Linked DNA regions of Homo sapiens: regions 2, 3, 4, 5 and 6 are each linked to region 1. A link is a contact called in ENCODE Hi-C or POLR2A ChIA-PET data. All regions are on one chromosome and are shown on one strand. The core of a region is the stretch at or near the end of the contact, and the rest is flanking DNA. Distances in the headings are between cores, read along the strand shown.

What was found. A loop is a pair of places that touch in the nucleus more often than their neighbours do. ChIA-PET counts read pairs that join two places held with the same protein, here RNA polymerase II (POLR2A). Pooled maps may share reads with other maps.
Region 2: a map of B cell shows a loop between it and region 1 (4-fold over the local background). The contact joins the enhancer-like site here to the promoter of PTPN2 in region 1. A Hi-C loop is called at or near these places in 1 of 168 maps with a recorded cell type or tissue (B cell), 8 of 37 single-sample maps with no recorded cell type and 11 of 50 pooled maps. POLR2A ChIA-PET finds 5 or more read pairs at or near these places in 2 of 52 experiments (GM12878 and WTC11).
Region 3: a pooled map shows a loop between it and region 1 (4-fold over the local background). The contact joins the enhancer-like site here to the promoter of PTPN2 in region 1. A Hi-C loop is called at or near these places in 2 of 37 single-sample maps with no recorded cell type and 2 of 50 pooled maps.
Region 4: a map of B cell shows a loop between it and region 1 (4-fold over the local background). The contact joins the enhancer-like site here to the promoter of PTPN2 in region 1. A Hi-C loop is called at or near these places in 2 of 168 maps with a recorded cell type or tissue (B cell and GM12878), 7 of 37 single-sample maps with no recorded cell type and 6 of 50 pooled maps. POLR2A ChIA-PET finds 5 or more read pairs at or near these places in 3 of 52 experiments (GM12878, T-cell and activated B cell).
Region 5: a loop to region 1 is called in a map of prostate gland, with 4 times the contacts of the local background. The contact joins the enhancer-like site here to the promoter of PTPN2 in region 1. A Hi-C loop is called at or near these places in 1 of 168 maps with a recorded cell type or tissue (prostate gland) and 3 of 50 pooled maps. POLR2A ChIA-PET finds 5 or more read pairs at or near these places in 7 of 52 experiments (A673, AG04450, Caco-2 and 4 more).
Region 6: a map of ascending aorta shows a loop between it and region 1 (2.0-fold over the local background). The contact joins the enhancer-like site here to the promoter of PTPN2 in region 1. A Hi-C loop is called at or near these places in 1 of 168 maps with a recorded cell type or tissue (ascending aorta) and 3 of 50 pooled maps. POLR2A ChIA-PET finds 5 or more read pairs at or near these places in 4 of 52 experiments (AG04449, AG04450, Panc1 and 1 more).

The regions. Positions count from the first base shown.
Region 1 is chr18:12,882,214-12,887,305 of GRCh38, reverse strand. PTPN2 (protein tyrosine phosphatase non-receptor type 2) reads left to right here and starts at 3,069. Exons shown (of 9, transcript NM_002828.4): 1 at 3,069-3,233. The coding sequence starts at 3,165. RefSeq lists silencers at 1,448-1,497, 2,857-3,146, 3,527-3,866.
Region 2 is chr18:13,612,951-13,618,042 of GRCh38, reverse strand. All of the region lies in intron 4 of LDLRAD4 (low density lipoprotein receptor class A domain containing 4), which reads right to left. Among named protein-coding and RNA genes, the nearest start is that of MIR4526, 4.4 kb to the right of the region's middle. RefSeq lists enhancers at 1,533-1,582, 1,204-1,705, 2,643-2,712, 2,743-2,792, 3,732-4,249 and 1 more. Within about 2 kb of position 2,527, at least 8 of the 41 ENCODE cell types and tissues checked have a DNase peak (open chromatin) inside an H3K27ac peak, as active enhancers do; they include B cell, where a contact is called at or near this core.
Region 3 is chr18:13,582,796-13,587,887 of GRCh38, reverse strand. All of the region lies in intron 4 of LDLRAD4 (low density lipoprotein receptor class A domain containing 4), which reads right to left. Among named protein-coding and RNA genes, the nearest start is that of MIR4526, 26 kb to the left of the region's middle. Within about 2 kb of position 1,952, at least 3 of the 41 ENCODE cell types and tissues checked have a DNase peak (open chromatin) inside an H3K27ac peak, as active enhancers do.
Region 4 is chr18:13,565,045-13,570,136 of GRCh38, reverse strand. All of the region lies in intron 4 of LDLRAD4 (low density lipoprotein receptor class A domain containing 4), which reads right to left. Among named protein-coding and RNA genes, the nearest start is that of MIR4526, 44 kb to the left of the region's middle. RefSeq lists enhancers at 1,011-1,160, 3,181-3,260, 2,842-3,469. Within about 2 kb of position 2,501, at least 19 of the 41 ENCODE cell types and tissues checked have a DNase peak (open chromatin) inside an H3K27ac peak, as active enhancers do; they include B cell and GM12878, where a contact is called at or near this core.
Region 5 is chr18:12,276,679-12,281,770 of GRCh38, reverse strand. It overlaps CIDEA (cell death inducing DFFA like effector a), which reads right to left. Exons shown (of 5, transcript NM_001279.4): 5 at 4,176-4,648. The coding sequence ends at 4,501. Among named protein-coding and RNA genes, the nearest start is that of CIDEA, 25 kb to the right of the region's middle. RefSeq lists enhancers at 120-4,074, 4,876-5,092. Within about 2 kb of position 2,515, at least 28 of the 41 ENCODE cell types and tissues checked have a DNase peak (open chromatin) inside an H3K27ac peak, as active enhancers do; they include prostate gland, where a contact is called at or near this core.
Region 6 is chr18:12,319,278-12,324,369 of GRCh38, reverse strand. The region is part of intron 3 of TUBB6 (tubulin beta 6 class V); the gene reads right to left. Among named protein-coding and RNA genes, the nearest start is that of TUBB6, 14 kb to the right of the region's middle. Within about 2 kb of position 2,854, at least 2 of the 41 ENCODE cell types and tissues checked have a DNase peak (open chromatin) inside an H3K27ac peak, as active enhancers do.

The DNA of each region.
Region 1 (5,092 bases), core at 1,820-4,319:
TATTATATAATTAAACAAAGTTCAAAAAAGGCAAAACTAATCTACGGTGTTAGAGGGCTTGGGGCTGGTTACTCAAGGGGGAGGATTTAGGATGGCGCTCCAGGGGCTTTCTGGAGGAGAGATAAATTTCCTGTTCTTGGCCTGAGTATTGATAGACAGCTATGTTCACTCTGTAAAAACTCCCTGAGCTATGCACTTGTGATTTGTGTGCATTTTTGTGTATATTTCAATTAAAAGTTTATTAAAAACTACATATATTTAACTGAAGTTCATTCTCACTGTAATCTGTACAATCTGAATTTGTATAACAAATGTCTGCCCAGCTCTATAAATGTACAGCTCTTGTAGACACCAGGCTTTTAGGCTGTATTTTGATATGCTTGTGCCTCTGAAGTTCTAGCTATAAGGGTAGTCTGTTTGTGCTGCTATAATGAAATAGCTGCAACTGTGTCATTTGCAAATAACAGAAATTTATTTCTCACAGTTCTGAAGGCTGAGAAGTCCAAGGTCAAGGCACCAGCAGGTTTGGTGTCTGCTGAAGGCCCATTCCTCATGGTGCCACCTAGGGGCCTTCACATGGCAGGACAGAAGGGCAAAAACGGCCCAAGCTAATTCCCTCCAGTCCTTTTATGAGGCACTAATCAAATTCATGAGAGCAGAACCCTCATAACTTAATCACTTCCCCAAATGCCAACCTCTTAATACTGCCACCATGAGGATAAAGTTTCAACGTGAATTTTGGAGGGGACACCATTATTCAAACCACAGGAGGGGCTATGGGTAGTAAGTAGAGTTTTCTCTGAAAGGGGTATAAATTATACATTGAGGGGAGAGAGCCTCTTAAACAGTATACTAAAGTGCAGAAGGCAGGCCTTGTTCCAGTGAAAGAAGGGACTCCAAACTCTCGCTATGCTTCATTTCCTTTGGTCTAGAGCAGTGGTTCCCAAACAGGGATTGAAGGGGCCAAGGAGTAAGTTGAAGACATTGCTATGAATCCAAATATGTAATCCACCAAGCATTATCTGTAAAATGAGTATCTCATACATATATGTACTATTATTTAAAAATACACTTTGCTACTTAATTTCATAATTCTTTTAAATGAATTTGTAATTTTTTAAATTAATAGACTTTGTTCATTATATATTTCCTCAAATATATAAACAGTATGCACATAAAAGTATGCCTACTATCAAAGGACTTTGAACAATTTGGGGGCAATAGGGAAGCCTGACATTTTAAAATCCTGAGAACTTCTGATCTTGACTTCAAAAGGGGCAAAAGTCTACATTTGGGGTCCTTTAGAAACAGCAAGCTAGGAACTAGTTGGGTTGGGAGTCACATATGTCGGAGAGACCAAGTCATATCTTGTCAGCAGGATATCTCGAAGCAAGTTAACCTCTGTTTTCTTTTTACCCCCGGGCTTCAGTGCAGCCCTGTATAGGTATTCTTCTGGAGCAATCATTCTCAAACTCTGGGGGGGCACAGGCATCCCCAGGAGAGCTTGCTTAAGTAGTCTCCTGGGGCCCCAACACCAGAGATTCTGATTCAGTAGTTTGGGGTGAGGCCTTCAAATTTGCATTTCAAAGAAGCTCACACTGGATGCAAATGATGCTGGTGTGAGAACCACTGTTCTAGATTCTTCGCTGCACTCAGCAAACTAAGATAGGCAAATACAGCTCCCGGAACCAGAGAGGCTGACAAATGAATTCCAAAGAGATGCTGAATACTTGGCGATAAGAACTGCTGCTTTGAGATAAAGATGCTCCTCCTTTGTAGAACACAGTATTTTTTGGTTGGAAAGCAATCTGATGAGCAGACTAATGCGAACATTCACAGGATATTCTGGGAGATACCATGCCTTTAATCAAAATAATCAGATTCAATGACAGAATTTCAGAACCAAGGACCATTAGACATTGTGGGGTCTTTCGGGGGAAGCTTTCCTGTATCTCTAAATCATACTATGTAAGTAGAAAGCTTGCTGACTGCTTTTTTGTTAATACGATTTCTTCTAGCTTCCGTAGCCAACTTTTTTTTTTTTTTTTCTGGCTAGGGTTTTCATTATTTTATGTGATTAAGGACACTTTTCTGCCCCAAGTATTGTAATCCTCTCGGCCGGCTCTGTCCAAAAGAACTGTCTTCGATGATAGAAACGTTCTACATATGTACTTTGCCACATAGCAGCCACTAGCCATACATGGTTATGGCACACCTGAAATGTGGCTGGTGCCACTGAGGAATTAAGTTAATATTTAAAATTTAAATCCCAATACTGGACAGCACGGCTAAACCTTTCCTAACCCTTCACGTTTCTTATGAAGATTATATAGCAGGATATTACAAGCACTAAAAAAGAACTATCTTAAATCTGAAGCAAGATGATTTCCCTAACTAGTACGTTTGTTTGGTAAAAGAGGACGTGCTATTTTTTACAGTTAAATCTAATTCGTAAGTTGTAGAACGTTTTCTTAACAAGGTATCCCTCTCCCAAATTCCGGGAGAGGCTGGCTGCCTTTCCTTTTGCTCCAGCGGTTTATTTGGCATAAAATCTGCAGGCTTACAGGAGCTGACACCAGGGCAGAAAAGAATGAGGAATTTGTTTCCAAGTTGGTCACAGGCCGCTAATCTGACCTAGATGATGTTTAAAATAATATTCAAATACAGCACTTTAAAAAACTATGAAGGCTGAGAAGAAAACGAGAAATGGGAAGCAAGAAGGAAGGCGGAGCGTGCCGGCGACTTCTCAGGGGACTTCCTCAGGGAGTCCCATTCCAGTAACCCCGCGCTACCCACGGACCACCGCCTCTCTCTTGTCGGAAGACGCAAGCCCAAGGGGCGGCTCACCTCGTGCCGCGCGCAGGGACCACGGCCGCCGGGTGGTCCCCTGGCCCCGCCCCCTCCCACCTGGGCACCCCGAGCCCCGCCCCCCGAGCGCCCCGCCCCGCCCCGCCGCCGACTTCGCGCCGCGCTCGGGCGCCGAGTCTGCGCGCTGACGTCCGACGCTCCAGGTACTTTCCCCACGGCCGACAGGGCTTGGCGTGGGGGCGGGGCGCGGCGCGCAGCGCGCATGCGCCGCAGCGCCAGCGCTCTCCCCGGATCGTGCGGGGCCTGAGCCTCTCCGCCGGCGCAGGCTCTGCTCGCGCCAGCTCGCTCCCGCAGCCATGCCCACCACCATCGAGCGGGAGTTCGAAGAGTTGGATACTCAGCGTCGCTGGCAGCCGCTGTACTTGGTGAGTCGCGGACCCACGCGGCAGTCGCCGACCTCCTCCGAGACCCGGACTCGTGCCCTGTCCGCAGGGTCCCTCCCGCCTCCCCCGCCTCTCGCCTCTAGCCTCTCGCTCGGGGCGGAAGTGGCGGCGCGGTCCGCGTCAGGGGCGCGCCTGCGCTGACCGCTCTCTTGCTCCTTTTGGTTTAAAAAAAAAAAAAAAAAAAGCATACTTGAGCTGAGCAGCTCATGGTTAGCGCAAGCGCAGTTAGTTCTGGAGGGCGGTGCCACAGCGGCTTCTTGGGGAGCGCGTGGATGCGCCACCAGCGTTGCGCGGCCCGGGTCTGGGGGTCCTTGGGAAAGCCGTGGGGGCGCTCGGGCGCGCGCCCCCGGGCCGCAGCTTCGCCGTAGCTCCCACGCCGCTGTGCTTGGTTCTTGCTCGCGGACAGCTCTTTCTCTGGCCGGGTGTTTTGTGGCCGGGTGGGCAGCTGGCGTCCCCGGGAGCGGTGAGGGCGGGGGCGGGCGAGCCGGGCCGCGGCGTCCGGGTCCAGCTGGCGCCCGCGCAGGACCTGTGGGAGCAGGCCGCTCTGGGCGCCGGGCCGGCCGCCGCAGCCCTCTGCGAGGCGAAGCTCGCTCTCCTGGCGGAGCCGCGGTGGTTGGGGGTGGCTCGTGGCCTCTGGCGAGGGCAGCGCTCTCGGGACCCTCCGTCTTCATTTTCCCCCGTGGCCCAGCAGCGCCCAGCGTGGGTTCGGCCCCCATAGAACCTTCCCGGAACGAAAGAGGCTTTGCTTGTGTTCGTCCAGTGATAGCGTGTCATTCTCTTTATAGTTTTCCTTACTGAGGTATACTTTCCCTACAGTGAAACGCAGCTTTCATGTGTGCTCCCAGACGGGTGTCACAAATGAATCCCCTCTTGCAAGCCCCCTCAAATCAAAATAGCCTTTCCTTGCCCTGAGAAAGTGCCCTCATCCCCTCCCCGGGGGCACGGTGTTCCGATGCCTATCGCCCTAATCGTGCCTGTTCAGCTCACATAGATGCAATATGTAGTATAAACACCTGTGATTCGCTTTTTTTATGTCAACTAGACTACCTTTTAATTCAAACAAAACTTTATCTCTTTTAAAATGATGTAACTGCTTTCCCCTTCGTTTAATCCTTGTCGTATTATTCCCAAGATTGAATTTGGTGACGGTTAAGTTAATGCTGCTTCTGATGTTTGGTTCTCTCTGTGTAAAGTAAAAGACGGGCTTTCCTGTAAATGGATGATCCTGGGTTTTTCCCCTTTCCATTTAATTAGATGGCAGTGAAAAATGTGTTCAGAAAGTAACGTTTTCTTCTTGAACACATTAGTGGGAAGTATAAATATTCTGATTCCCATGATACAGAGTATGTTAGAATAGGGATCTAAGTTTTAAAGAATGCTGGTAAGGACTCTTCCAATTATAGACAATCTGAAACGCAAATTCTGGTAGGAATCTTCATGTGAGAGAGCCTGCCAGCTGCATCTTCTCCAGTTACATTTGTTTTAGCAGAGGCTGCTGTCTCTCTAAGGGATAGGTTATATATCGAAATAGATTTGAAAAGAGAAAAGTGAATATAACTTAATTCAGCTTAACATTTTGGTTTAAGAAATTTAATTTTCTTTGGTATCATTAATATCCTTGAAAATTCAATGAGAATTGTGATTCCTCTTTCCAGAAAAATGAACTTAACTCGCATCCACTGGAGATTTCACATGCATTTTCAAAAAGATAAGGAAATCCTTCTATAGATTCTTACCGAGGAATCCTGTAGTTTCCTTGGTTGGTCAATGCTCATATTATTTTTTCCTAGTTGAAAACAAGACCATTAGTTTGGTCAGTAGAAACCATGGCATGCACACTG
Region 2 (5,092 bases), core at 1,278-3,777, 730 kb before region 1:
TTGCATGTGTATATGTGCAAGTGTGTGGCTGGCACACGTTTGTCAGTATACTTGTAGGAAAGACTCCTAAAAGTGACATTTCTGGACCCAGGGCATAATCACTTTTCATCCTCATGGCTACTGAGAACCTGCCTTTTGTAAAGGCTGCATTCGTTTAGGCTGTCCCAGGAAGAAGGCATGTTCCCCATGCCCTCATTCACCCTGGAGACTCGCCCTTTTAACTGGTGACAATCTGATGGCAAAAATATGTATCTCATTTTAATTTGTATTTCTCCAATTACTGGTAATTTCAGATCTTTCCCTATGGTTATGGTAATTTGTGTTTCTCTTTTTCATAATCATATTGGTGTATTTATAGTTTTCTCATTTATTTCTTATGTATTTATATGAAATCTTTACATATTATGGTTACACATCTTTGTCTGTTACATGTTGCAACTATTTCCCCTAGCCAGTCATTTCTTGAAACTTCACCATGAGTTTCTCTATAGATGCTATAAACTTTTATGCCATCAAATACTCTCTTTTTCCTTTATGGCCTCTAAACATCCTGTTTGATTGGGAAGGTCCTCTTTAATATTCTAAACATATTTTTTTCCTAAGATTTTTGGAGTTTGAATTTTATGTTAGATCTTTATTTGCTCTGGATTTTATTCCTCTTTTGGTCTGACACAGCACATGGAACATGTGATATTGACTGAAAGGTGTGCATCTTCTGAGCTAATATATCTGATTTTAAAATTCAGGCAAGGATAAGAAAGATCTCAGTTGTATGAAACAGTGCATGGAATTACTCTCTGTAAAACTAAACTCCAGGCCAGGCGTGCCTGGAATCTCAGCACTTTGGGAGACCAAGACGGGGGAATTGTTTAAGACCAGGAGTTCAAGATCAGCCTGGGCAATATAGCGAGACCCTGTCTCTTAAAAAAAAAAAAAAAGTAAAGGCCCCACCATCTTTCTTTTTAAGGGGACTGCTTTCTTATAAACCTGCCACACACAGGTACCGCCCTGCCCTGCTGGGACACCTGCACCATGCTGTTGCCCTGAGGCTCCAAATATGAGTCATGCCCAGCCGTGGCAGGTGCATCTACAGCACATGGATGAGCGTCGGCCCTGGGGGTTCACGGGCACCCTAGTGGCATGGTGCCTGGGGCAGGTCAAGTTCATGGGCATGCTCAGAGGCTGTGGGAGCAGGAACACTGTCCTCAGGAGCCTGCAAACCGAATCGAGTGGCCCCGTGGGGTGCCCTGGGGTGGCGGCAGCCTGATGAGGCCTGAGCCATGAAGGCACTCAGCCCTGGGCACAGGAGGCAGCTCTTCCTGCAGGCAACAAAGACCCAGGGATACCTGGGTCCCAGAGACCACCATCCTCACAGCCTGGTCATCTCACTGCAGCAGCTTGGTCCCTGGCTGCAGGTGACGGTGGCCGGTGGGTGCTCCCGAAGCCCTCCCCTGAGGGCGTCAGGGTCTGGTGCGGGGCCCACACACGCGGCAGAGCCTTGCTCTGGGGACTCTGGGCAAAACCCATCAGTGGAAACAGACCTCCTTCTCGTCTTTAAGTCACAGGAGCCAGAACACTAGCAACAGAAAAGATGAGCATTGTACTCTCTTCAGGGCCACAAAGCCTCCCCAGGCAGGGCCCAGGAGATCCTCAAAGTGAAAACTGCAGTCAACAGGTTCTTGGAAACGTGTGTGAGGATTCCCAGACCCTGAGCCCTGCATTGAGATGCCCTCTCCCTCCATGACCCCCTTTCAAGCTCACGAGGGGGTGTGTGGCAACCCCCCCCCCCCCACCTGTCCTCCCACACCCTCTCAGTCATTTTAAACAGGAGAATTCCACTAAACACCCACAGCCTGTTTTCACGTGGCAGGGCAGGGAGGTGGCTGTGGTGCGTGGAGCCCAGCATCCACAGAAAGGAAAGACACCTGGGGTTTGGGTTTCGTTTTTAGGGGTTGGGGAGGAGTGGGCTGGAAAGGGGAGGCTAAGAAGAAAATGAATTCTGGAAGAACTGTTAAAACAGAAAGTTTAGAAAAATAAAACCCGCAGGAATAGTAGCATTCTTAGAAAATTAATAGGATGCTTTGGGGCTTCCAAGATGCTACACGCCTAACACGGATTCTGAACACAGACCACTGGTTGAGTTTCCTTGTTCAACAGTAACAGATGTCCACAGAAGAGTGCTAGAAAGCAGGGCACGCAAGGAAAGAAGTTGAGGCCAAAGTCAAACGTTCACATCCCCCTTCTACGGCGCTGTAGTTCATGATGCTGTAACAGATGAGTCACTGCAATGGAAATACCGGATACTTTTTAATACATCTAGTCTAAAACTTACAGGAAGGCATCCTAGCACCTTCTTTTATTATTGTACAGCAGTGACAGTGACGACAGTGATGATGGCATCTCTCTATTTTTATGGAAACATCTCCAGGAAATCCCAAGCTGCACAGTGGAGAATTACAGGAACAGAAGAAGTGGTGTGAAGTCTGTCGGTCTCTTCCCTGGTTCAATGAGGAGCTGAACTGAATCATACTAGAGGCATGAGTGTCTGCGCTATTTTTAAAGAGCTCTGGGGAAGTGTGGTTGTCCCACCTTAGGCTCCTAATATAACACTCATTTCTATTTGTGGGATGGTTAACACCATCTTCCATTTGGTCTTTCCTCCACTAATATATTATCCTTCACTGAAGTCTTATTTCTACAGTTTAATTCTTTTTAAGCTCCAGATGTGTTATGTATGCCCTCAAAGACCCTATCATGGGTCAGGGGGCAAGGTCTGGGCCCCTCATGCGTTCCTCTCTTTCCCCAGGCCAAGTAAACACCTTGGCAGGAATCCAGAAAACGATCCACGCAGAACATTGCAATGTCACAGAAATGGCCGCCCACTGGCCACGAAGCCCTGGCCCCACCCTGCGAGGTCACTTCCTACCCTACCAACAGCAGCACCCCACCTCACTCCCCTACGTGCTGGCCTTTCCTGGAGCACCAAACCCAGGGCTGGCTGACCGCAGAGCCTTACCTCCAGGCAGCCCCTTCCCCTGCACGCCTCCTGCCCCACCGCTGGGACAGACACCCACCCTCCCACATGTTGGCTGGGCCTGCTTGGCTACTGCACAGTGAACTTGTCGCATTTCCTTCCTGTCTCTGTCCTCCTCAGCAGAGACGGGTGTGGTGATGAGATGACAGTCTTAGGGGTGTCTTACTCTTTATTTATGGCTCTGTGACACTTTTAAAGTGCTGAATGTTCCTAAAGGCTGGTAAATTCTTTCCAAGATCCTCCAGAGACCGGGCGGCGGTGGTGGCAGGAAGACGGGTGGGGGCAGGAGTTGGAATCTACTTAGACTATAATTGCCTCAAGTTTGTGAACTGTTAGTATAAAAATACTCTTGGAGATTTTAATGGTTGAATGAAGATTCACACTCATTAAACACCATGGTTGAGGGGGAAAATTCAGCCTGTGTTACAAGAATGACTTCACAGCTTGAAGTACAGAAGCAAAACAATAAGAGCTATCATCATACTGATTACATTATATATTTTGAATTTTATTTTCCTTGGAGGTGGGTTGGCTACTCTACTGTATAGTACAACAAGTAGAACGAAAGGGAAAAAAGCTACCCTACAGAAATACCCAGTTTTTGGCGTCACCTGCTGGCTTTATCTTCCTTTAAAAGCTCTTTCCTAAGCCCCGATGATGGGTTCACTACCTTTGGGGACTTCCTGTGCAGCTCTGAACCCTGTTGCAGCACTTATCACTGTCTTGGTGGTATCCATTCTCTGGTCTTCTTCCTCTACAGAGTGAGCCCTGGGTCAACGCCTTGTTCATCCACAGTGTCTCAGCAGGTAGTGTGTGCCTGGCACAAAGTTGGCATTCCCCATTTAGAAGCTGGTGGAGAAGCCCTAAGAACGAAGGGACCCCAACGGCCTGACCTGCTTCAACAGCATCCAGCACAGACACGTATTCTCCCAAACACTTCCTGATGACTTCAGTGGTGCTGGAGTTTTGCTAAAGGTTTTCATATTTTGCAACAATTATTCAAAAATTACTACTCTAAGAGGGTGTGATCTGTCACTGAGAAAAGAGCCTCCTGGTTACTCTGAGCTGCCTGTTTATAGCCATGTATTTATGTACAACATTTGCATGACAATAAAATGAGGAAACGGTCCCTATGATCTGTAGGTGGAGAGATGAACGTGGAGGGCAGGTGTGACCCAGGCGCGGCTACCTGATACCGGCCCAAGGCCAGGTGCCTTGGACGGCACGGGCAGGCGGGCAGCAGCCCGTGATGACTGGACGGACTAGGGAATCCCTCGAATGCAGACTCCACGAGCCCGTCCAGCTGGAGTGGCATCTCCTCACTTTATGAAAGCCCAAGCCTTCATCCACTACAATTACTTCTCACCACGCATTTTAGAATCTAGAGTTTCATGATCTCTTCAGAAAGAAATTTACCTAAATATGTTCTGATCAAAGATGACTGACAGGATTTTCTAAAAAATCAGCAGAGGAGTAAGAGCAATTATAAACCTTTTAAAAGTCTATCCCTCTGCCATGCTATAAATGGAAAAAAATACATACATAAGCCATAATTCCCCCTATAGGATTCATTTAAAATCCACCCTCACCTCCACCTCCACATTATTAATTTAGGAAAGTGCATCAGAAAAAAAACACAGCTGCACATGGAATGGAACCTTCATTTCCACAGGGGAGAGTGGTGGCTTCTGAGGCTCTCATCCCACAGCCAGTCTGTCTGTCTCTCACTTTCTTTGGCTCTCTATCTCTCAGAGTCACAGTTCTCCTTCCTAATAGCTCCTGTCACTACATGGATGACCTAAGAAAGTGTTCAATGAACCAGCCACATCCTGAGAAATACCTTTTCTTTAAAATGCAGTTTTCAGCTCATGAGGGTGAAGAAAAAGGAATTATTAACAAGTAGCAGAATTTCCAGGGGAGGTCTCAGCCTTATATACAGACATTTGAAAAAAACAAAACTCCAAAGCAACAAACTGTGTACTCATGCATAACACCTCCAACAGGAACAAACTAATTCCAGGCTTGAAAGAAGATGAAAAAGCCTGACATGCATCTTCC
Region 3 (5,092 bases), core at 703-3,202, 700 kb before region 1:
AACTTATTTGAGGACTAACTTTTCAAGATTGAAAGTGACCTCCCCCCTTTTTGTAGACATTCTAAAGCTAAGGAAATAAACAAAGGATTGGATACCAGTAAGCAGGATTATGAATGAGCAAAGGCTCAATCATAAACAACAGTCCTGAAGATTGGAGAAAAATAGCCCCACTGGGACAGTGGCCCAGAAGGGATCAGAGGACCCATAAGTCTATGCAAGGCCCAGCCATCCAAGAGAGAGGTTAGTCTGCAAAACCTACTATCATGTGTCTATTGGAGGTGGGAAAGAGGTCTGCCTTATAAGGAAAAGCAAGTAATTGAAATTGTCTAAGCCTGTATGTCTTGAAGATTCCACCCTATGAAACGAAGTGTGGACGTTGGAATAAGCAGGTCTTCCACTCAGCGGGCATGCAGGCTGAGGGTGACTGGGGTCCTTTCTGTGAGGGAATCTGACAGGTCGACTGTTCTCGGTAAAGACCAAGGCAGGGTGTTTCTGGGATTCCCTGCTTCTAGCACAGTACCTGGCATCTGGTAAGGGCTCAATATTTACAAACTAAATGAGAGTGAGACTGTCTAACATGGAGAGAGTTCTGGAATGCAATGCCTAGGGCAGGGGTTCTCAAAGTGTGGTTGCTAGAACAGCAGCATCAGCATCACCTGGGAACCTGTTAGAAATGCAAATTTTCAGGTCCACCCAGATCTACTGGGAGCTCTGGGCATGAGGCCAGCAGTCTGGGTTTTACAGAGCCATCTAGGAGATTCTGATGTATGTTAGAGTTTGAGAACCCTCTGACCCAAGGAAGCGGTGGTGTTTCAAGAGTGGAAACCTCCAAAAAGAAAATGAATAAACATATAATATTTTCATATTGCCAGCTTCCTAGGCAATCTGATTTCTCTGGGTCTCTGACTCCCATGACTTGGAACTCCCAACCCCTTTTTTCTTTGCAAGTAGATACAGTGTGATGTTACAGGGGTGCATACACATACTGATCCCCCCTATTTTTTTTTCCTTTTTTTTTTTTTTTTAGATTCAGAGTCTCACTCTGTCACCCAGGCTGGCTGCGACCTCTGCCTCCCAGGGTCAAGGGTTTCTCCCAACTCAGCCTCCTGATATGTGGGATTACAGGTGTGCGCCACCATGCCTGGCTAATTTTTGTATTTTTGTAGAGACGGGATTTTGCCATGTTGGCCAGGCTGGGGTCTCAAACTTCTGACCTTAAGTGATCTGCCTACCTTGGCCTCTCAACGATTCCCCCCTGATTTTTAAGGTATCCAGATTGTTTTGAGATTGACTTGCCTTAAAGTCAGAGATCCTTGTATATATGGATGTGTGTCTGTTTCAGGGCTCCTAGGCTCTTCTCACAATGGCACAGCGACTGTCATAATCTGACTTCACTTGGTTGGCAGGGGAAAGGTAAAATGGTAGCTGTGACTCAGAGCCCTCAGAGCCCTTCTCAGTTTCTATTCTTTTTTTTTTTTTTTGAGACAGAGTCTTGCTCTGTCACCCAGGCTGAAGTGCAGTGGCACGACCTCAACTCACTGCAACCTCCGCCTCCCGGGTTCAAGCAGTTCTCTCTCCTCAGCCTCCCAGTAGCTGGGATTACAGACGCCTGCCACCACGCCCGGCTAATTTTTGTATTTTTAGTAGAGACGGGGTTTTGCCATGTTGGCCAGGCTGGTCTAGAACTCCTGACCTCAAGTGAGCTGCCTGCCTTGTCCTCCCAAAATGCTGGGTTACAGGTGTGAGCCACCATGCCCCGCCCTCAGTTTCTATTCTTTACTAGGTATTTTTTCAACATCTAGGTTGCAGTAATTTTAGCCTCAAGGAGTCTGCCATATCTTCAACTTTCATTCACTCCAGTGCTTCAGCTGTGTGACATTAGCTAGCTTGTGCATCACGAAATATTTTTGATCTGTTTCTTTAAGGGAGAAAGTAGGGGAAATCTGAAGGTTTGATGGACAAGTTCATTTAAGAGGAAGTAAGTTTGCAGATATTAGCTAACTTTCAGTTCTCCTATTTAATTTGCTCCCCTGGCTTGGTTCAATATTGAAATATATATATTCTTTCCAACACAGAGCTTATTATTCTGTAATATATTACCAGGAATCAGCAATCTCCACACAACGCCAGTTTGTGTTCAGTAAGAGGTATTTTGGTTGATGTAGCAATTGTGCTTACATTTGGAGAAAATCTGGAAAAGCAGTTGTCTGTATCAGTAAAATTCATCACTAAAATTAAATGCTTTAATTTTCCTAATGGGCTTGAAAGGGGGAGTGGGAAACCAAATGTGCTTTGAAAAGATAATCTCCTGGAAGAGGAAGTCTGTATGAAGGCTTAATCAAATCTGGGGCAGAAGTTATGTTGCCAAAATTACTAATCATCAGAATGACCCTGCTTGCTCATTAGTGCATTAATAAGTGTGGCCACCCTTCACCTGAGCAGGCTGCTAATCTCCACGGTCAGGCATAATCCATTTCTTCTCCTCTCTCTTCACCTCAATATTAATGGCTTAGCAAAGACCCCTTTAAAAAAACAGAACCCAGAAGGCACTGTTATTTATCACCGAAGATAAATTCATGCAGCTTACAGTATTCATGCCAGAATAAAGAGAGCCAGTAACAGATTTGTTCCTGATGCATTAGAAATGAGCCCCAGTGACAAACTCCTGCTCTCTCCCCAGCAAAGCTGATGTATTGACTAGACAGGTAGATATGAGCTACTCAGGCTGTCTGGGTGCTATGGAAATCATGTCGAGTGCATTTGACCATCGGCAATGGGGCCAGACACGCATGAGGCTCATTCTTATTCCAGCCAGGGAAAAGGCCTCGTCTGCATTTGCCTTTTGCTGAAAGGCTGCCATATTTGTCAGCTCAGACGCGTGTAAGATAAGCTCTGTCCTCGTTATCTAATATTTCACCAGGCAGTGGAACCGAAGGATAAGGACACCCTAATTGCCTACGTGGGCAGCAAAGCTTGAGTGCTGTCAGGCCCAGCACGAAGCCTGGAGCCTGGACAAGAGGAAGTTTACCGCAGAAGTTAATCACTTCATTTGGAAGGAAAGCCCTGAAGGATTTGGACAATTATGGTTTATCCTGGTTCTACAGTGTATCAGGAGACAGATCCAAAGTTCTCACTGCAGAATAATCTTCAGACAACTTGCCTTTCTTCCCCACAGCACACTCTTAACTTAAATTTACCCTAGGATTAAGCACAATAAGAAGTGGTAATATGGAATTATTTGTGCACAGTTAACAAGAAATGAGTATGAGAAAAGACAGGTTTTGTAGCCATCCCTCCACCGAGCCATCCTATGATTCCTCCATTGGCTAAGTCTTCCTGGGCGCCAGGTGCAGTGCTAGTCACCGAGGGGAACAACACGGATGAGCTCCTGTTCTCAGACAAGCTGGAAGTGTCTGGGAAGGAAGAGGAGACAGATAGCAGATAGCTACAAACCAGCTGGGCAGGGCTATCACAGAATCATCACAGCTCAGCTCAGGAGAGGAGAGGAAGCGCCAAGCAGTGGGAAGAAGAGAGAGTGGAAGAAGGCTTCCTGTAGGAGGTGGCCACTCATCTGAGTCTTAAGGGATAAGTAATAATTAGTCAGATGACAGAAAGAGGGGACAAGATTCCAGGGGGAAAGACTGTCATGAAGCAGAGGTTAAGAGATGACAGAGCACAGTGTGTCTGGGACAACCCTAAGCAATTGGAGTCCAGGGCATTATGACGATGAAGAGACCAAGGCAGGCAGAGGCAGACGCCGGTCACAGGCTTTCCCCTGTGGCCCCAGAGCACTGAAGGGTGATGGGAGGCAACGTGGCTTCGGGTGGGCCGGGCTCACCTGCACTCTCAGCAAGATGGGTGTGGGAGATGGGCTAAGGGCGGTGGTGGTCCTCAAGGGAAGCCAGGCTGAGGCTGCGGAGATGGGAAGGGCACGGCAGGCCTGTAGGCAGCTGGGGGAGCAGGGCGAGGTGACCCCGCTCTGTGAGTGGCAGAAAGTGCTCGCAGGTTCCATTCTCTTCCCTCTGAGCCTGACATTCATTAAGCCCTGCCATGCCAGAACTGTGAAAGGCAAAGCGAGAGACACAACAATAAGACTCCGCCAGCAGTGGGGAGCCGCAGCGCCCTGGCTCGGTGACTCAAGCAGGCTTCGGCGCGGCCGGGCCCCCCAACACTACTTGTCAGTGAATGAAAGAGTGAAAACCACACCCTGGTCAAGCCACCGAGCCTCTTTTACTCTAACTTCATATCTTTTGGCAAATATCAATCTTTCTTAAAATTTAATTTATCAGTTGAACGTGGTGATATTATGTTCCTCTAAATATCTCAGCGGCCAAACTCGTTTCTTTCTTTTTGGAACTCTAATAACACTTATTTTTTACAACTCATTTAAAGTTCCCAATCCCATGCATTCTAGTACTACTAACTAGATCTTAGGCATCTCAAAGTTGGTGCCGTGACCACCACGTCCCTCCCCTAGGTCTCGGTAACAAAAGTCAGTCACCACACACGTGGCCATCAGGAGGCCGCCCCAGTCTGTCAGCCATCCTCTCTCCACCTCACCTTGTCATCTGCAGATTTAGACTACAAATATTGCCCTAACAATTTCACAGTGTTTTAGAAAAAAATGAGAGAATATAAAAGAAATACTAAAATATTAAATTACATGTATTTATATATAATTTTGTACTAATATTACAAAAGCTTCTAATTTTTTGGATAGCATCTAGTCCACTGTGGCTAGTAAATAAATTTTAAAATAAGAGCTATAATTCACAGTCTTATGGTGCGGGTGAAATAATCAAAAAGACCCAGAGACCAAAAAGAGCTCTTCAGCATGGAAACCTATTAAGGTTTGATTCAGATGAGTATACAAGCAAGACGCGGTGGCTCACCCCTATAATCCCAGCACACTGGGAAGCTGAGGTGGGAAGATCACTTGAGGCCAGAGTTGGAGACAAGCCTGGGCAACATAGCAAGACCCCATCTCTACAAAATGTAAAATTTAAAAATTAGCCAGCACAGCGGCATGCACCTATAGTCCTAGCTACTTGGGAGGCTGAGGCAGGAAGTTTGCTTGCGCCTGGGAGGTCGA
Region 4 (5,092 bases), core at 1,252-3,751, 680 kb before region 1:
TTATCTTTGCTTTGCTTAGATCAAAAATGTCCTTCAAAGGCCTAATGATTTTGTCAAAAAGAAGAAAAACCACCTGCAAAATAAAATACAACCCCTTCCCCCAAAACACTTTCTAAGCCCAGCAGCTTAATTTTGATGGGGATCAGCTGTCTTGCTTCCCCATGCATACTTTTAAAACAAAAAACTAAATATAAATAACTTCTTATTCTTCCAAGCGCAATTTATTTTTTATTTTTCATGTATTTATTTTTTGAGACAGAGTCTCACTTTGTCACCCAGGCTGCAGTGCGGTGGCACGATATTGGCTCACTGCAACCTCTGCCTTCCGGGTTCAAGCGATTCTCCTGCCTCAGCCTCCCAAGTAGCTGGGATTACCGGCACCTGCCACCAAGCCTGGCTAAATTTTGTGTTTTTAGTAGAGACAGGGGTTTCACCATGTTGGTCAGTCTGGTCTCGAACTCCTGACCTCAAGTGATCTGCCCAACTTGGCCTCCCAAAGTGCTGGGATTACAGGTTTGAGCCACTGTGCCCAGCCCCAAGGGAAATTTAAGTTGTTGGTACAATCATTCGTTTCTATCAAAAGGGAAATTAGCCCAAAGTAAGGCTAATCATTAGTGCTACAGATTTTTTGAGAATATTTTTTTCCTTGAAAGACACATAAAAGCAATTCATTTTAAAGTAAAGTGAAGATAAGCAACATCCGACTTATGAATCAGTTTGGTGCCCAAAATTCATTTCTAATTGGCTTATCCTGCAACTGAAAAAAAGTTTTTCTATAGAGACAAGAGTACAGAGAGTGTTTTATTCCCCAGATAGCGCAGGGCTAGTATGGAGCTAATAGTTCAGAGTCTGAGCCCCTGAGCCTGCAGGATGGGGCGGCCCTGGGAGGCCCAAGCGTGGGAAAGAAGTTTCTGAGGCCACGTGTGGGGAAGGCCCCAGGAGTGGGGAGGAGGGCAAAGGGCGCTTCTCTAGTGTCTGCTATGAAAGTATGACATCATCTAAAACAAGCATCTCAGTATTGGATTAGTGTCACAACTTCTCTTAGCTTCTTATAATCATTTTTTTTTTCAAATGATGTAGTTGCTCGTGTAATCCACTAATATCAACTCATTCATAAAATGTTTATTCATGGGGTGCCTACAAACATCACATTGGGTAGAGGGTGCAGGTGAGAGGAGCCAACATCCTTCATGACCAAGGGATTGGTGAAGGTGGGGTATGAGGGTCTTTCCCTGAGCCCTTCAAGATGACCATGCTGACTAGATGTGAACACACTTCCTGGATAGACGCACGCTTGGCTATGTTATAAATTTAAATAACTTGATAAGGTAAGAGACAGGAAGACCTGAAACCTACACTCAGCAGGCCTCTAACCACGGGGTCTGTCTACTGTGATACAGAGACCCTAAATTATAACGAAGGCCACAGGTCCTGATGTGGGGCGTGAAGTGCACTCGTTTTTATTCTGCCTTCCCTTTCTTCCTTAGCAAGACTGGAACCTTGTCCAGTTCCTCCTGCAGCTGGTGTGGCCTTACGGTGAGGTTCTGGCCAGGAGACAGTGGCAGAAGCGGTGTGTGGGACTTCTGGGAAGGGTCTTTAAAGGAAGGAGGCATGTATCATTTTGGACTTCAGTTCTTCTTCCATGGTCCAGACTGCAGTGTGAGTGTCCTGGCTGGAGTTCCAGCAGCCATTCTAGACCATGAAACAACCTCAGAGCTGGACACTAAGTGCTGGGAGAGTGGGGCCGAAAGAGATAACCTGGATCCTCGAGGACTTAGTGGGGCCCCTATACCAGCCCCATGCTGCCTTCTGCAAACTTGTTTTTTTCTTTTTTTTTTTTTTGTAAACGGAGTCTCACTCTGTCACCCAGGCTGGAGTGCAGTGGCATGATCTTGGCTCACTGCAACCTCCACCTCCCAGGTTCAAGTGATTCTCCTGCCTCAGCCTCCTGAGTAGCTGGGACTGCAGGCACACATCACCACACCTGTCTAATATTTGTGTTTTTAGTAGAGACAGGTTTCGCCATGTTGGCTAGGCTGGTCTCGAACTCCTGACCTCAGGTGATCCCCCCACCCCCCACCTCCTCGGCCTCCCAAAGTGCTGGGATTACAGGTGTGAGCCACAGTGCCCGGCCAAACTTGTTTCTAATGTGAGGCAATAACTGCTTGTGGGTTGAAGGCACGATGACCAGATGTCTGTGACTCACAATTCCTAACAGTGACACCCACTATAACAAAAAATCCACAGCGTTAATACTTTCATTATTTCCAATAAGCCAAGACATGTCCAAACTAGAGTTTATAGGGTAGAGTTTAAATGATGACACCATTATCACTGTGTCACTCTATTTTTAAAATAAGCAAATATTCTATTTTTTTTTTTTTAACAAAAAAAGTTCTCATAGCTCAATTTTCAAAAGGGAACTTTCTCTATTTTACCAACGTCACAATTATGACCTGTCAGATGAATGGAAACCAGCAGGGGAAGTTCATTTGCATTCAGGGGAAAGAGAAAAGCAGTTTAGAGAGAACTCTTGGTTTTGTGCTAATAGTCTCAGATCTTCAGAGAAGTTCAGTGCTGAGAAAATGTTTTTAAGAGCCTCAAACAGCTTGAGGGTGTTTAATTTTACTTAGGCAGCTGGGTCTTCTGCAAAAGCGTAACTCCTGGGGGGCTGCAGCGGCGGGGGGTGGTGACAGTGCGTTTGCAGGCAGGCCCTACGGCAGCAGGCCTCAGGAACTGAAGCCGAGCAGCATTAGCTATAAAGAGCTCCCAGGTCAACAAGCCCCTCATCTCTGCCTTCAGTCCAGCTACTCCAGGAATCTGAAGCAATCCAGACACTGTTAGATTAGGAAGACGCAAGGTACTTGTGTTTCTTCCCTACGTGTGTGTATTTGTCTTTCTTAGCAGCGCCCCTGGACTCTTAGGGTACCCACAAAAGCACATGCACGTCATAGTTAAACTAGTGAAGCTGGGAGGCAGGGGGAAATGATTAATATTGACCAAGGCAAACCAGAGCAACCCACGATGAGGATGAGGTCAGTGACACGGGAACAAGTCTGCGTGCACTGGCAGGGCTGCTTCCCCCCTGGGCCAGGCGCGGCTTGGTTCTAGGCTCTTTCACACACGCTGTGTGACTCCAGGCCAGGCTGCACCAGGCTGGGCTTCGCTTCCCCATCAGCTCAGCAGGACCCTCTCCTCACAGGGACACTGAGTCCATTGAATTTCTAGCACAGTATTCAGCACAAAGCAGAAGTTCAACAAGTCTAAATGATTTTCCACTTTCCATGCTACTCTAATACCCTTTGGGCAGATGTTTGTAAGTAAACCTATACATATTTAAATCCTCTCTTTTTGGGGGACTGTGGGGAGAACCCATGTGTCAAGGATAAAGACATAAAGCCATAGTATAGCACCACATCAATTATTTCCACTGGGCCAAGAGACACCTGCTGTCATTTAATATAAGGCATACTCTTGGCTGGGCGCAGCGTCTCGTGCCTGTAATCCCACCGCTTTGGGAGGCCAAGGCGGGTGGATCATGAGGTCAAGAGATCGAGACCATCTTGGCCAACATGGTGAAACCCCGTCTCTACTAAAAATACAAAGATCAGCCGGGCGTGGTGGCAGGCGCCTGTAGTCCCAGCTACTCGAGAGGCTGAGGCAGGAGAATCACTTGAACCCAGGAGGTGGAGGTTGCAATGAGCTAAGATTGCGCCACTGCACTCCAGCCTGGCAACAGAGCGAGACTCTGTCTCAAAAAAAAAAAAAAGTCTAAGGCATGCTCTTTATTGAAAATATAAGAAAACTCATGCCCGTTGTGCTGAACAGAGATGGGTGTTGGCTTCTCCTCCAGGACAGACTGACCTTCCAGAGACAGGAACAGGAGCCAAGGGATAGCTTACTGTCCTGGCTCAGTGCCCTTTCCCCTACTATCTCCCCAGCACTGACGGGGGTCTCATTGGCTGCCCGTTAGTCTTGTCATCAAGTCCCACCAAGCGGATGTAACTGTAACCATGTTAGACACCTGCCCTCTCTACCAGACACCACAGCCCCAGGAGCAGGGGCTGGGAGGGAGCATTTCTGTGTCCCCACTATGAGATGATGCGGGTCCCAGAGAAAATTCATGGCCCAGGCTTGTTGGACTGAACGAATGGACGAATGGCGTGCCTTGGAGCAGCAGCTCGGCTTGTGTTTAATGCCACATGGGACATCATCGTCACAGTCTTCAGAGCCACGTTTGATCAACGCTGATGGAATTCTTCCTTTGAATATCAACACAAACTCCTTAAGGCCCCGTCCAAAATGTGCGACCCCGCAAGCATGGAGGAGCTCTGTCCTAGAGGCTACAAAACACAAATCCCAATTCCCCTCCACACACAAAGTGAGGTGCAGGTACAGAGCTCTGCCACCATTGAGCACACCCATCTCCTTCCCATGGCAGAGAAAGGTTATGCTCACGGCATGAGCCACAATAGAACCCTTTTGTCTGTCTGCTTGTTGACAGGGGCACGAGAAAGGAGAAAAGAATGGGCATTTCAGTACAGCTGGGCTGGCTCGTTCCACAGCCCAAGACAAGCGCCAGGACGGTCCAGCTGTGAGGGCGGCTCATGCCAATGTCACAACCCTGCGATGACAAGGGGCTGTTATCCCCGCCACCCTGGCTGTGTGGCTGAGGACCGCAGCGCCCCTTTGTCCTGCTGCCTGGAGGTCTGCCCGGGCTGCTCGCAGGCCAGCACGGCCGGGCCCTGGCCCAGCTTGGCGCTGGCAACGGCTGTTCGCTTCTGTGGTTCAGGCCCTCACAGCACAAAGGCCCGTCACAGGGGCTGTCTGGGATCAGGGAAGATGGTCTCTTCAGCTGTGGCCTTCATCCCACTCCTGGACACCCCTGGCCAACCCTCTACTGTGGACAACTGGTCGACCTAAAAGCCAATGTATTATGATTTTACAAAACCCCTCTGAGGATACTTGATGTTTTATGGGGAGATATAATCCTAGAAAACCTAGTTGTTTGGTGTATGGCTTTGTTTTACATTGCTGTTTTGGGTTCAAATCATGACGGCATGAGATTTAATTACCTTTATTTTCCAGACAA
Region 5 (5,092 bases), core at 1,266-3,765, 600 kb after region 1:
GGGCATCTCAGGGGAGGCCTGGGTGGGACACAACTCCCCATAGTCGGAGTGTGTCCCCCACTGCCTTGGCACATGAGCCCCTGGGGCATGAAGTGGGGGAGACCACTCAGTGGAGTGGAGGCTCAGAATAAAAGGCACTGCACTGATCATCAGATTTTAAAAGCAATAGCTCATGCCCATAATCCCAGTCCTCTGGGAGGCTGAGGTGAGAGGATCACTTGCACCCAGGAGTTGGAGAGCAGCCTGGGCAACATAGTAAGATCCTGTTGCTAACAACAAAAAAAAAATCTAAAAAAAAAAAAAAAAGATGATGAGCTGGGTGTGGTGGTGTGCACCTATAGTGTCAACTACTTGGGAGGCTGAGGTGGAAGATACATTTAAAAAAATGTTATGTTGGCCAGGCATGGTGGCTCACACCTGTAATCCCAGCACTTTGGGAGGCCAAGGTGGGTGCATCACCTGAGGTCAGGAGTTCAAGACTAGCCTGGCCAATGTGGTGAAACCCCAAAAATACAAAAATTACCTGGGTGTGGTGGCACGCACCTGTAATCCCAGCTATTCAGGAGGCTGAGGCAGGAGAATCGCTTGAACCCAGGAGGCGGAGTTTGCAGTGAGTCGAGACCACACCATTGTACTCCAGCCTAGGCAATAAGAGCGAAACTCCATCTCAAAAGAAAAAAAAAAAGTTATGTTGATTTTGCCACAATACAATAAAATCTTGGGGAAGACAGAGCTCTCCTCCTGGCCCACTGGGACTTGAGAGCTGGCTGTCAGAGCTGGAGGGCAGGCAGGTAGCCCCATGGCCTCTGCTGCTGGAGGGGGCCTGGTAATTCTAGCAAGGAATAGCTGTCCCCGTGGAGGTGATGGTAGAGAAAGGTGCTGGCCACAGTTTTCTTTCCCTACAATTTATAACACAGGAGGGAGTGGGAGCCAGGAGACCCTGTGTGGGGACAGTGCCATCCTGGGTGGAGGCCCACCCCCACATGTGGCTTGATGAGCCGCCCCCACCTCATCACATGAGGAGAAAGGAGAACTTCCCTTTGGGGAAATGGACCCCCGTTTTAGAATCCTAGTCCTGAAGAGGCCTACGCCATGGCTTTGAGCTGGGCTCCTGACCTGGCGGGTGGTGACAGTTTCCTTGGGGTGCAGGAGAAGGGCAAGCTGTGGCTGGCCAGCTGAAAAGTGCTGGCTGGAAGAGGGACCGTGTTTACATTTTTAAAATCTGGGCCAAGAAAATCTGTCTGGGAATGGAGTTCCTGGACCAAGTCGATTGGATCCTGATTTTATGGATGAAGACAGTGGTTTGGGCTGTGAAGTCTGGTCACTACAGGTGATTTTAGCCAGAGTCTGTCTCTGGCCATGAGATCATGGCTCTTAGAGCATTTCATTCTGATGTCCTCAGTTCATCCCAGGCCTGCACTCTGTTCCCTGCTGCTGGCAGAAAGTGCTCCTTGAATCTAGCCTACGGATCATGTGGCAGAAACACACCAGGACGCATGCGCGTGGGATGCTCATGGCAGCTACCTGTGTTTGTGCGCCTGAAAAAGAGGTCATAGGAGTGACGTCCAGGTCCATGTAGTGACTGCAGGAGCATGAAACCTGGGCTCATGGGAACCATTTCTTTTTTTCTGAATTGTGATTCTAGAAGTGAATAATTTCCAATTCGAGCTCTTCTGCTTGGCCCCATCAAAGACACACAGACGAACACTCAGCCCCTGAAGGGACACACACGCCACCCTGGGGGTTCAGCTGAAGGCTTAGGTGGAGGCGGCATCCAGGCCTCACAGGGTCCAGGCCCTGAGCCCGCTGGAGTGCCTTGGCTCTCCCCACCCACCCTCACCTGCATGGGGCACATCCTGGTCTGAGCTAGCGGGCTAAATGCAGATGATAGAGAAACTAAGATGAGAACGAGAAAGTGTCACATTTGGAGTGCCTGTCACCTAATCCGAACCAGAGACAAGACAGCCACGCCTGCTGGGACCCTTCCCCTAAGGGAGTGGGTTTCAATTCCACCAGTCTCCTGGCCAAGGGCCCACTGAAGACTTTGACAATAGCAAAACCAACCTTTGCTGCCTCCTCCCTGAGGCCTGGAGCCTCCCTGAGGGTTCTGCGAAGAGGCTGCTCTGTCCCGGGCCACTCCGTGAATCATGGGCACAGGAGACAGGGCGGCGGTGGCCGCAGCTCCTTCAGAAGCTCCCAAATGCCAAGAGGTCCTTCTGAATGTCCTCCCCTTTCCCATGGGGAGAAGGCCAGCCCGTCCCTTCCCCAATTCCTCCCTTCGAACAGGTTGGGCCCCCACAGTTTCCCCACCATCTGGACGTAGGCCTAGGGCCTCTCAGCGAGTGAGGGCAGGGGCTGAGTCAACAGGATCAGGCACTGGAGTGAAAATTCCTTTTTTGGAAGCCAGGCAGTCACTGCCCAGGCCGGTGGAATCCTTGGGAAGTGACGCAAGCCCAGAGTCAGTGAGAGGCAGGAGTGAGCGCCCCTCGGCCAGGCCGGCCACACGCCTGGCTACAGCCCTCCTCCTCACCTCCTCTCCTGCTGGCCCGAGGTGGGCAGGGCGGTCAGGAGCTCCTTATATAGGAAATGTTTTGAAGTCACAGCAGACGGCCTGTGCCTGAACACTCTTTGTAACCCTCGCTCTACCAGCAGCGCAGCTCATTCTGGAAGGCAAGAAGGGATAATACTGAAAGTGCCTGTTTTTTTCGCAGTGTGAAAGAAGAGCCTGTGCTTTGAGGAACGCCACCTCCTTTCCTTTTGTCTGTCCTGCTGTGGGGCCTGGCCCAGCTTCTCCAAGAACTGGCTCAGACACAGTGAGAGCCCAGGACTCAGCGCCGGTCACGGGGCCTCTCAAAGGGGACTGCAAACTGTCTGTGAAGGGAGGACCATCCCTGCCGGGAACGGCTGAGCAGCAGCTGGGAGCCCCGGGAAGGGGGTAGGGGAGGGGAGAGTTTTTCTTCCTCTAGGGTTCCGGGACACACTGTGGTGTCTTTCTGTGGCCAGAGTTGGTGGCTAGGGAAGGAAAAGGCCTCCAAGGCATCATTTCTTAATCAGGAAATATTTTTCTTCTAGCATCTGTTCCCCCTGATTCTAGGAACAGCACCCTATTTCTCTTTGGGGTGGCTCCAGGACTCAGTGTGTGGCCCAGCCTGGCAGAGCCACCAGCTGCTGTGTCTGCAGCATGAGGTGTAACCCAGGACATCCAATGGGGGGACAAGGTGTAGCCCAGAGCTTCCTGCTGCAGGGCCTGAGGTCTGCACTTGCTTCCACTTGAGGGGGTCCCCCCTCCCTGCAGGGAATCAGATCCAAGAGAGTGGGAGACAGATTCTTACAATGTTGTCTGATTGCCTTCGTCCAGCTGTGCCTGCAGCTAGAGATCCCAGCCACGGACAGGAGGTTCCTCGCAGCTGAGCCAGCATGAGGCACAGCTCCACCTTGGCAACGCGGTGCCCCACCTGGCTGCAGGCAGAATCTGCAGCTGAGGGTGCAGCAGTTGTTTTTTGGTTTTTAAGAAAAAGGCTGGGCCGGGTGTGGTGGCTCACGTCTGTAATCTCAGAACTTTGGGAGGCCCAGGTAGGAGGATTGCTTGAGTCTAGGAGTTTGAGACCAGTCTGAGCAACATAGCAAGACCCCATCTCTACAAAAATAAAAAAAACTAGGGGTGGTGGTGTGCACTTGTAATCTCAGCTACTCAGGAGGCTGAGGTGGGAGGATGGCTTGAGCCCAGGGAGGTCGAGGCAGCAGTGAGCCGAGATCAGGCCGCTGTACTCCAGCTTGGGTGACAGAGCTAGACCCTGTCTCAAAAAAAAAAAAAAAAAAAAAAGAAGAAAAAGAAAAAAGAGGCTGAAAAAGTAAAGTCCTTTCACTTTCACAAGTGAAAAAGTAAAAAAGTCCTTGAAGACCTCCACAATTTGAGTCCTTCAGTGTGAGGGCCCCTTTGAGCCTGTTAAAAATCCATGTTTGAAAAAAACATACAATAACATTTTGCAGCTTGTTATTTTTGTGGCACTAATAAAGACTTATGAGAGATTATATCTGTTAGCAGAATATTCCTGGATGAGTTTTGCTTCTATATAAAGTTTTTTTTTTTTTTTGCTGTTCTGATAGTTTTGTTTTGTTTTGTTTGCTTTTTGCTCTTCTGAGAGATAAAGGAGACACAGGAAGTGTCACACATCTTGAAGGTCATTCTTGCGATGGGTTTATTGCAGGAGATGATGGACCAAATGGCTCTGACACATGCACACGCTCCTGGGCACGCCTGCTGCGTGCTCGCTTCCCATGACCCCCAGGGCCCTCTATGCCTCCCCCCCAGGGCACCCTGCCCACTGCCCCCACTTCATGTACCACCAAGCCCTTTCCTTTTCTGGGCACCACTCCTGAGCAGCGTGACCAGCGGCCTCCAAGTGCATGTGGCTCAGAACATAAAAGCATCTTCAACATTCGTCATTGAGCCAAACGAAACACAGTGTTTGGCTCAAGAGCCGGCGACAGCCTGCATCCCTATCCACACGTGAACCTGCCCTTGGCTTGTGACCGGAGGGATGGCCGCTCTTCCTTGTCATCCAGCACCCGGAGCATGTATGTGCCCAGATAGATGAGAAACTGTCCCGTCACCTGGGCGGAGTAGGACAGGAACCGCAGCAGACTCCTGTGGCAGAGGCAGATGGGGAGGCTTTAGCTTGGGATTTTGGGCCAGTGAGAAACAGACAGGATGGGAATACTTCACTCCCCCCACCAAAAGGCACTCGGAGGAGGCCAGGCTGACATTTAGAGCATGGCTGTCTGACTCTCAGAGTGCACGTGTCCCAGGGCTGGCACAGATGCAGCTGCCGTGGCAGTGGGTCTGGCCAGGAGCAGGTCTCTGTGAGCTCCCTGAGGACCCCCTTGCTGCTGGCCCAAGACCACCGCAAGAAGCACGGCTCCCATGAGCCACCTGAAGTGCGGCCTGCTTGTTGAGTGGCTGGCAAGCTCTGTGTGGAGCAGATGGCCGCACCCGCACAGGTGTGCTGTGTCCTGGGCTTCGGCTGCTGGGCTGTTCTAGGGGCCCTGCTACTGAAATCCCTTCCCTTCCTAAGGTAGTAGCAGGACATTC
Region 6 (5,092 bases), core at 1,605-4,104, 560 kb after region 1:
GAGACGCAGTCTCACTCTGTCGCCCAGGCTGGAGTGCAGTGGCGCAATCTCGGCTCATTGCAAGCTCCGCCTCCTGGGTTCACGCCATTCTCCTGCCTCAGCCTCCCGTGTAGCCGGGACTACAGGCGCCTGCCACCACTCCTGGCTAATATTTTTGTATTTTTAGTAGAGACGGGGTTTCACCGTGTTAGCCAGGATAGTCTCGAACTCCTGACCTTGTGATCCGCCCGCCTCGGCCTCCCAAAGTGCTGGGATTACAGGCGTGAGCCACGGCGCCCGGCCCAAGTATTTTATTTTTAAAACTTGACACTTTTTCATGTTAATGGAGCCCCTCATTCATCATCCAGAATTACTGTTGCAAAATGTTTGCAGAACCAATTATTTATTCTGCCCCTATAATTAAATACTAAGCACAGGAAGTAATTCCTGCCCTCAAATTGTTTCCAGGCCAGTTGAGAAAAGGAGCTTAATATGTCTGAAAGACTTCTGTATTTTATGCAGAGTTCAAGTAACAAGAAAGAGACCTAGTCTGTTTTCTGCATAATGGTGCTTTTTTTTTTTGAGACGGAGTCTTGCTCTGCCACCCAGGCTGGAGGTGCAGTGGTGCGATCTCGGCTCACTGCAAGCTCCGCCTCCCGGGTTCACACCATTCTCCTGCCTCAGCCTCCCAAGTAGCTGTGACTACAGGCACCCACCACCACGCCTGGCTAATTTTTTGTATTTTTTAGTAGAGATGGGGTTTCACCATGTTAGCCAGGATGGTCTCAATCTCCTGACTTCGTGATCCACCCACTTCGGCCTCCCAAAGTGCTGGGATTACAGGTGTGAGCCACCGGGCCAGCCCCATAATGGTGCATTTTTGCCAGACAGGCTTATGTATATCTTACTTTACCTAAAAAAAATTGAATCTGAAAGATTGGCTCTTAAATTTAAAATCCTATTTTTCATTTTATCTCATTTTAAAATGGATTATTTCACTAGCAGAAGCATTTTTTTCCCAGCTGTAAAAATTACACAGGTTTGTATGTCCATATGAACAGATGCACGTAGGAGTGGGAGGAACTAATTTTTGTTTTTGGTTTTCTGGGCACTACGAGTTTCATATAATGCAATGGCTTTCATACATTGCTGTGAACATCTGTATTTATTTATTTAGAGACAAGGTCTCGCTCTGTCACCCAGGGTGGCGTACACTGGCACCACCCTAGCTGACTGCAGCTTTGAACTCCTGGGCTTAAGTGATTCTCCCACTTCAACCTCTTGAGTAGCAGGGACTACAGGCACATGCCACTACACTTGGCTAATGAACATTTGAAAAAACTAGATACTAGATACCTCTCATTTATTTTAAAGTTAACATCTATTATTTTTCATAAGTCAAATAGTTGCATATGATATAATTTTAATTTCTGGAAACAATATAATCACTTTAAAAAACTCTTCTTCTGTTAAATGTATTGATAGAATATATTAAAAATCAGAAATAATTCCAATCAGTTGAAGTTGATTCTTTTTAATTTCCTGTGATTACAAAGTATTAAATGTTATCTATCTACCTATCTATATCTATTTTTTTCCTATTAATTCATTTATCCAAGGGTGAATATTAAATACTGCCAGAAAGGGCCAAGGCTTGGGATCAATTCTATTCCTCTTAATTTTTACATATATGAGAAATCTTGTCCACAGATATATGTAAATGGGAATGAATTATGTTCTACAATGTCATTCAGTTCTTTGATTGTCTTCAGAGTTACATCCCAAAAATCAAATAGTGAGCTATTATCAAAAAGTATTTTCAAGCCTGGGCAACATGGCAAAACCCCATCTCTACTAAAAATACAAAAATTAGCTGGGTCTGGTAGTGCATGCCTGTAGTCCCAGCTACTCGGGAGGCTGAGGTGGGAGGATCACTTAAGCGTAGAAGATGGAGGTTGCAGTGAGCCAAGATTGTGCTACAGCACTCCAGCCTGGGTGACAGAGCAAGACCCTGTCTCAAAAAAAAAAAAAAAAGTATTTTCAATCATCTGTCACTTAACTCAATTTTGTTTATTTATTTATTTATTTATTTTGAGATGGAGTCTCACTCTGTTGCCCAGGCTAAAGTGCAGTGGCACGGTATTGTCTCACTGCAACCTCCACCTCCTGGGTTCAAGCAATTCTGCTTCAGCCCCCCGAGAAGCTGGGATTACAGGTGCTGCCACCACACCCGGCTAATTTTTGTATTTTTTAGTAGAGAGAGGGTTTCACCACGTTGGCCAGGCTGGTCTTGAACTCCTGACCTCAAGTGATCCGCCCACCTCGGCCTCCCAAAGTGCTGGGATTACAGGCATGAGCCACCGCACCTGGCCAACAACTCAATGTTGAAGAAAGCAGAATTGGAAACGACCTAACTTGCAGGTCATGACATTTTACATCAGTCATTCTTTTCTTGTTTCTGAATGTAAACCAAAAAGGCTTAACCAAGACTTACTAAATACACTCTCACTCTTTCACTTTAAGGCAATTTATTCCAGTATACTTAGAGTTGGGAAAATTGAAATACTAATTTCTAATATGACTTTGTCAATTTAATTTTTAATAAAATGTTTTAAATATTTATTTTCATGAAATTTTGGGCTGCAGATTTAACTAATTCAAGTCATAAAAACTTGCATTGCATTATACAGACCTCTCCCCACTTACTCCAACTTGACTTTTGTCTACACACGGCTGGTGGCAACAATTCACAGCCACTGCCAAAGACCAGCCTCTCTGGTTTCACGTGGGCAGGTCCATCCCTGATGCTGCACTCACCCTGGGGGCACTGAACTATGAAGCAGTGAAACCACCAAGGCTGCCTCTGAGAGCTGCCAAGTGCTACATCGGGTAAGCAAGCTGCCTTTCACTTGTCAATCTTTAATTAGTGGACAAGGGGCTCCCATGCAATTTGGGACACGGGCCTGCTCACAATGAGGTCTACTGATGGCACCCCTGGCTTCTGCAGTACATAACAAGTGCAGCCTTACACAGTGGCTCTACTCTTGGGGGGGATGAAGCATTTATCAGTGCTACACACTGTAGGTGTTCAGTGCAAGAAAAAACAAATTCTGTGATTCTTCATTAAGTGTACTGAACTTAATGTTAAAATGTATGTACTGGACTGTTAATAACTCATATCACATATAAAGGATACCCTCCTTCAATATCTAAAGAAGTCCTTAAATCAGTAAGAAAAACAACAGCCATTAGGAAAACAGGCAAAGGCTATAAACATACAGCTCACAGGAAAGGAAATTCCAATAGCTTAGGTACTGGAAATAATGCTAAACCCTTCTCATAAGGGAAACGCAAATTAAAACAAGGAGATTCTATTTTTCTGCTGTGAAACTGACAGAGATCCAAACACCTGAGTTGCACTGCTGAGGGTTTGGGGAAGGCCACTTCCCACGGGAGCTACTGGAGATAGCAAGGGCAGTGGGCTGTAGAACAGCTGAGCTACAGCTATCAAAATTATCCCCCTAGACACAGCAATTACACTTCTGTAAGTTTTTCTAGATAGACCCATACATGTGCAAAATGACATATATACAAATGTTTACTGAGGAACAATTTATAATAATAAAAAGGGGAACAACCCAAATACCTATCAACTGAAGACTGGTTAAATCCACGGCGGTATCTCTGCAGAGGATACTATCAGCCATCAACAGGAATGAGGCAGCCATACTTGTGAAATGGAAAGATCTTCAAAATACGTTGCTGGGGAGCCAGGGAGGAACACTAGGGTACTAAACAGTGTATACAGCTGGCTCCATTGTATGTGTGTAAATATATGCGTCTGCCTGAACATACCTGAAAGGACATTCAAGAATCTTAACACTAGTTCGGGGTAGGAAGGAGATCAACTTTTCACTATATACCCTTTTGTTCCTTTTAAGTCCTAAACCATGAAAATGTTTTACCTAGCTAGCTAGCAAAATGAAAAAAAAAATTACTTTATTAAAACATTTACAATGCAATTAAGAAAGCACAGGTTGTCTTTGAAGGATGGGGTCCTAAGAGAGTTCATTTCTAGCTTTATGACATTTTAACTAAAACATTTATTTTATGATAAGTGAATATTAAAGTATAAAAAAGGAATTTTTTATTATTATTATTTTAGAAATGGGGTCTTCCACTGCTACCCAGGCTGGAGTGCAGTGGTGCAATCATAGCCACTGCAGCCTCCAACTCCTGGGCTCAAGGGATCCTCCTGCCTCAGCCTCCTGAGTAGCTGGGACAATTAAAAAAACATTTTTTTGGCTGGGCACGGTGGCTCACGCTTGTAATCTTAGCACTTTGGGAGGCCGAGGCGGGTGGATCACGAGGTCAGGAGATTGAGACCATCCTCGCTAACATGGTGAAACCCCGTCTCTACCAAAAATATAAAAAAAATTAGCATGGCATGGTGGCGGGCGCCTGTAGTCCCAGCTACTCCGGAGGCTGAGGCAGGAGAATGGCGTGAACCCGGGAGGTGGAGCTTGCAATGAGCTAAGATCGCACCACTGCACTCCACCCTGGGCGACAGAGTGAGACTCCGTCAAAAAAAAGAAAAATTTTGTAGAGAGGGTCCCCTTATGTTGTCCATGTTGGTCTTAAACTTTTGAACTCAAGTGATCATCCTGTCTTGGCCTCCCAAAGTGCTGGGATGGCAGGTGTGAACGCCTGAGCCCAGCTCTTCTTTAATGAAAAATTTTAAAATGTCATCAGTAAGTGGGAAATTACTAAATGATGACATATACAATGGTAGGCACTGTGACTGTCACGGAGGATGTCTGAGATACATTAATGAATTTTTCAAAAGGCTGCAAAATGGTGTGTATAGCAGGATCCCATTTTCCCCAGACAAAATCAGCTCTGTGTGCTCACCTAGGTGCACATGGACACAGAAAAATGTCAGCAGGGCCGGGCGCGGTGGCTCACACCTGTAATCCCAGTACTTTTGGGAGGCCGAGACAGGAGGATCACCTGAGGTCAGGAGTTCGAGACCAGCCTGGCCAATATGGGGAAACCCCATCTCTACTAAAAATACAAAAAATTAGCTGGGTGTGGTGGCAGGTGCCTGTAATCC